Regions from separate parts of the Homo sapiens genome. Here region 1 is linked to region 2. A link is a loop called in an ENCODE intact Hi-C map of the cell type or tissue named here. Cell type or tissue: Caco-2. All regions are shown on one strand. Each heading gives the region's core, and the rest is flanking DNA. Links, peaks and the distances in the headings are about the cores only.

Region 1 (2,919 bases), core at 252-2,751, 150 kb after region 2:
CTTTATTTTTTGATGGAATCGTTCCTCATTTTGATCTACCTAGTGTCACTGAGACTCAGGCCCTTTGGTAGTGGTGAAGGCTGGCATCATACCATCCATGTGGTCACACTCATCCCCCTGCTTCAATCTGATGGCCTGCAGAGACATCTGGGCCCACAGCAGAGATTCCCCTAAGAACCCTGGGCAAGGAGAGTCAAAAGGACCCATCCATATGGTAAAGCTTGTTTTCCATTAGCTGAACAAACTGACATTTTCTAAAAGTGTGCTGCCCTTTGGTAAAGCTTATTGGTAAAGCTTGTCAGTAAATGAGCTTTACCAACAAGTTTACACATTTCACCCCTTTGTAATCAACATTGTTCAGCTGCACTCTTAAGATTTGGAAAGGATGGGGCCAGGCACAGTGGCTCATGCCTGTAATCCCAGCACTTTGGGAGGCCGAGGTGGGCGGACCACGAGGTCAGGAGATCGAGACCATGCTGGCTAACATGGAGAATGGCGTGAAACCCAGGAGGCGGAGCTTGCAGTGAGCCGAGATCACGCCATTGCACTCCAGCCTGGGCAACAGAGGAAGACTCTGTCTCAAAGAAAAAAAAGAAAAAGAAAAAGATTTGGAGAGGATGGTTTTTTTTTTTTTTTAGAGATGGGGTTTTGCTATGTTGCCCAAGCTAGTCTTGAACTCCTGGGCTCATGTGATCCTCCCACCTCAGCCTCCTGAGTAGCTGGGATGACAGGTGCCCACCACTGCATCCAGCAGGAGGCTGATTTTTAAAGTTAGAGGAATTTCTTGTGTAGTCTCCTCTGGCACTATTTCAGTGTTTCACTTGCTCCCTCCTAGTAATTTTATCATCCTTTCAAGTAAAACAGAGAAAAACCATGATGTGGCAGTTTTATACTTTGATGGCCTCAGGGAAATACACTTACTGGTTGTCATGCCCTTATGTATTATGTGTTCAAGCTCTTGACTCTGGCCTTGGCCATGTGGCTTGCTTTGGCCAATGGGACATTAGCTAGTGTGGTGCAAGCAGAGGCTTAATACACACTTTCACATGGGGGCTTGTCCTCTTCAAATGTTCCTTGGAGCTAGACCACTGTATTAGGCTGTTCTTGTATTGCAGTAAAGAAATACTTGAAATTTGGTAATTCATAAAGAAAAGAGGTTTAATCAACTTATGGTTCTGCAGGCTGTACAAGCATGGTGCCAACATTGCTCAGCTTCTGGGGAGGCCTTGGGGAGCCTTTACTCATGGTGGAAGGTGAAATGGGAGCTTGCTCATCATATGGCAAAAGCCAAAAGCAGGAGCATGGTCAGGGGGTGGTGTGCCATACACTTTTAAATGACCAGATCTCACAAGAACTTAGAGTGAGAGTTTGCTTATCACCAAGGGGATGGGATGGCCCAAGACATTCACAAGGAATCTGCCCCCATGATCTAAACACTTCTCACCAGACCTCATCTCTAGCATTGGGGATTAGAGTTTACCATGAGACTTGGGTGGGACATCCAAACCATAGGAACCGCTGAAGGGTGAAAAGCCAAGTGCAAGGAGATCCTGGAGGATGAGAGGCCATTTGGACATCCCAGCTCCAGCCAAATTGCCGGCTGAATGCAGTCGCATGAGTGATCTCAGCCACCCAACGTGGAGCAGAAGCTCCTCCCAGTGGAGCTCCATCAACCGCAGAACCATGACAAGTAATAAATCACATAGCTACTGTGCTTTGAGATGGCTTACAACACAGCAATCGATAGCTGAGCTATGTGTTAATAAGTTACTGTCTTCATTACATAGGGTGCTTACCTGAGATTTTCTCTTATGAAAGCATTACTGTGTGTACATATTTACCTTTGATAAAGATTCAGCTCCAAATTTATATTCAACTGAAATGTCAGAGGGATGCCTGACACCTTGCAATGTGCTTGGCCTCTGAGCCATTTAAAAACATATGTCACCCCGGTGCAGCTTTGTCCTCACTGACATGTCTACCAAGAAGCCTGGCTGGCTGGTGTTCCAGGCATTGTATGTCATATTTCTGAAAATGCTGACAGATTGTTTCACAGAATATTGTCATAATATCGTGTTACTAAATCTTGAGTTGCCTTCATGGTAGCACATTTTTGCAGGAATTGGTCTTATCCTGTTAGGTATCTATGACTATGTTTATGCTTAATCCCTGAAACTGGGAATTCAATATTTCTGAATGATAATTAACATCTATAGATTTTGATGTAGTTTTAATAATTGAATCAATATTTCTAACAACTTTATTAAATGCATTAATGAGATGCAAATTCCTTTTATTAAAATAAAAATGTGTATTTTTTTATTTTCTTTTTTGAGATGGAATCTCACTCTGTCGCCCAGGCTGGAGTGCAGTGGGACGATCTCAGCTCACTGCAACGTCTGCCTCCCAGGTTTAAACGATTCTCCTGCCTCAGACTCCCGAGTAGCTGGGACTACAGGTGCCCGTCACCACGCCTAGCTAATTTTTGTAGTTTTAGTAGAGATGGGGTTTCACCATATTGACCAGGCTGGTCTCGAACTCCTGACCTTGTGATCCACTCGCCTCAGCCTCCCGAAGTGCTGGGATTACAGGCGTGAGCCACCGTGCCCAGCCTAAAATAAAAATTTATTAAATGTAATTATGAAACTAGAAAACTATAAAGAAAACAATTCACCTATAGGAAAAGTATGAACATTAACAGTGACCTGGTTAAATAAACTGTAGGATAGCTACACAATGGAGTTTTATTATTTACCAGGCTGTCTGTTAGTTTCTAGATAGATATCTGTTTTCTACCATACAGTAGGACTTCAAAAAATGTTGAATGAATAACTTGTAAATATCTTATGTGTGTGTACCTCTGAAATGATTAAAAAACTCTAAATGAAACCAATTTAAATTCAGATATACTTCAACATA
Region 2 (2,919 bases), core at 186-2,685:
GACATATGTAAGCAGATATCCATGCATCAAAAACTAAAGTGATGCAAATGTATATGTGTACCTATATACACATACATTGTATACAGATATAGACATATACATTACATCTTAGTGATACGTTATATATTTTAACTGTTATTGAATATTCAGATCATAGTCCTTTTATAATGCCATTGATTGTTTTAAAGACACGGCCCTTTTCCAGGCAGGTCTGGAATCCATGGCTTCACTGTAAGCATGAACACACCAGTTCTCCCAAGGCCTCCAACAGCATGTCTGGCCTCTCAAGGCCAAATGACTTGAATTTGTCCCAAGGGCCTGGAGCTGTATTTGGTCAAGTATCTATTTATGCTTTATTACAGAAAGGATTTAATGCTGTACTCTTCAGCATTATCAGGAAGCAAAGAGTTAATGATTTTCCAACATCAGCAAAAACTAAATAATCTACTTTTTTACTGTATTTATTGTCCTGCTATTTTTAACCTTATTTGGGGGAATAAATTCAGCAAGGAAAAAAGATTATAATAACCCACAACCTGGAATTAAATATCGACATTAAATATATATCTATATATCCTCTCTTTTAAAAAATTTTAAGAGGCTCAGGAACAAAGACCAAAACCTTCCAACTCAGCCCAGACTAATGAACCAGTCAAGTCACATGGCACTCAGTGTTTTTCAGACCATATCCAGGGAGCTCTTGCATTCCTCAGAAGAGTGCCAGGTTCCTGGCAAGGAGAGGGCCAGGAAATAGGACAGCAAGAGGCGGGAGTTTGAGGATCCCACTGCTGCATTTCCCTTGACACCTCACCATCTCCGATTTCATTTGAAAAAGGGTTCCACTGAACTAACCAACGTAAAGGCGGAGCTTAGCAAGGATTATTTCTGGCTACACATGGGTGGAAGGGAAGAGAACAAGAGAAGGAGTTGCTACATTTTCATTGCTTGCAATATCAACTTAATGAGCTGTGAACATTTTCTCTCAGAGAGCAACTGCGTCTCTCCCTAAGTACTCAGTTCTTTCAACACATCAATTGTCTTTTGTCACATCAGACAAGTCAATCTCATGGCGTCTGTCCACCAGGCAATAGATACAATACCAGGTCACTCTCATTCCTTAGATAACCATTTTAAAAAGGAAGACATCAGTGTGTCAAAAGCTGTATTCATGTTTCCTAATAACATCCCATTGCCATCCTTTTTTAACCTAATTGTTCTTCTGCATGCAAGAGTGGTAAAGAGAACCACACAGTCTCTTCTGGGAACCTTCTGGTGAGACCTTGGTGAATGGCAGATCCCTGACAAAGTTCTGACATTAATTCCCTTCTCCTGTCTATCCAGGCTTAGTTTCTACTTCTGACACAAACCCAGAGAACAGAAATGTAATCATGATGTCCCAGCTGGGCTGACCAAGGCAGCTGCAGCATTAGAAGGCAACGAAGCTGTCTTATACTGCTTTCTATTCTGCTCTGGGAGTCAGAGAAATATAAGCTAGTATTTGGAATATGGTTACAAATCCATCAGTAGTTAAGAGAAACAGGAGAAACCATCCTCATTATTTAAAACCACAGAAGTTCTCTTTCCTGGAGAAATACACATCATTGTTACTTTTGACACTGTGAACTGAAGGCGTTTCACCACACAGATGAGGTGTCCACATTTGGACACCATACCCTGTGCCACTTGTGATGAGAAACGTGGAGCTTGGGCCTATGCTTGGTACAGAGAGCCAGCAGATGGCGGTAGAGAGCAAATCACCCATCTAAACCAAAAAAATCCTCTTATGCCAAGACCAAATCCTCACCAGTCCGTGGCCCTGATTTTATACTCAGACCAGAGAAGAGAAACAGCAACCTTCCAATTCCCTCTGCTACAGTCCTGAAGCCTGGCCATGGGGAGATCTAGTCTGTGAATATCAAATCAGACCTCATTACTAAGGGACATTGCTTATTTTCTACCACTAGTTTATTTTGAACAGTTAAATATATGAACTGGATTTATATACCAGCCGTTGCCAGCTGTGTGACATGGTAAGGTATTTAGTCATTCATATCGTTAGTTCCTCCATCTGTAAAGTGGAGATTATTAGCACTCACACTTCATAGCATTGTGAGAATTCAACACAACAACACATGACCCAGTGTCTGGCACTGAGGAATGAATCAATACATTATGCTATTATTTTAACCCGCGGGTTTTGTGCTAGGTCAGGATCTTTCTATTAAGTTCACATCTCAGCACAGAACAACTTGCTGTATGTGTGGTCACATCCGAGCCCTGTAAGGTGGCAGTGCCAGGAACTATGAAGTGCCCTATGGGCCTTTCCTAGAGTCTTAGTTACTCTGCCTTATCTTACAACTTAGCTTTTGTCATTTGCTATTATAATTTTGATCTGCTGGCACTGCAAACTCACAGAGGAAAAGGCTATGTTCCAGCACACAAAGAGAACAAACCATTTGGGGAAGAAAATGGCCTTTTCTCCCAATTATTTGGTCCAAGAGGGGAAAACTGAAAGCAGGCAGAGGCTCGTATTTAATAGTGTTCTTAAAACCCATGTTCCAAGGCCTGATATGGTAAAGGGCCAGGCATGGTTGTTCCCAACCCTCAATGTACACCAGAATCTACAGAGAGAGCATTTAAAAGACACAGATGCTTGCGCCCCTCCCAGATATTCCTCCCAGTTGGTCTGGACCAGAGCAAGACTTCATTACTTTTAGCTCCCCAGGGCTGAGAACCACTGCCTGCTCAAGCCATTCTCCACCTAGTGTGTTCTTGCATGTCAGATTGTTGAAAATTCAGAGTGCCCAGCAGGTCACCAGCTGATTCTAATGCAGTGGTTCTTCAGTCACATGCTGGCAAACTCTACCCCACTGGATCGGAAAGCCCAAAGATGATGAGCAAATGACAAAAAAGACAGTA

The links. Hi-C counts contacts between places; a loop is a spot of excess contacts. Peaks named below come from ENCODE experiments on the same cell type or tissue, not always from the same donor. Only the 100,000 strongest peaks of a DNase experiment are listed, where the experiment ranks them.
Region 1: a loop joins it to region 2, with 3 times the contacts of the local background. A loop is called at or near these places in 6 of 110 quality-filtered maps.

What each region holds. Positions count from the first base shown.
Region 1 is chr2:54,690,715-54,693,633 of GRCh38, reverse strand. No RefSeq gene overlaps it. Among named protein-coding and RNA genes, the nearest start is that of SPTBN1-AS2, 12 kb to the right of the region's middle. RefSeq lists a silencer at 1,628-1,922. In Caco-2, for the core only: no CTCF peak of the experiment used is centred there; a DNase peak (open chromatin) is centred at 1,663.
Region 2 is chr2:54,837,558-54,840,476 of GRCh38, reverse strand. The region is part of intron 7 of EML6 (EMAP like 6); the gene reads right to left. Among named protein-coding and RNA genes, the nearest start is that of EML6-AS1, 88 kb to the right of the region's middle. In Caco-2, for the core only: a CTCF peak has its summit at 1,744 (motif pointing right); a DNase peak (open chromatin) is centred at 1,716.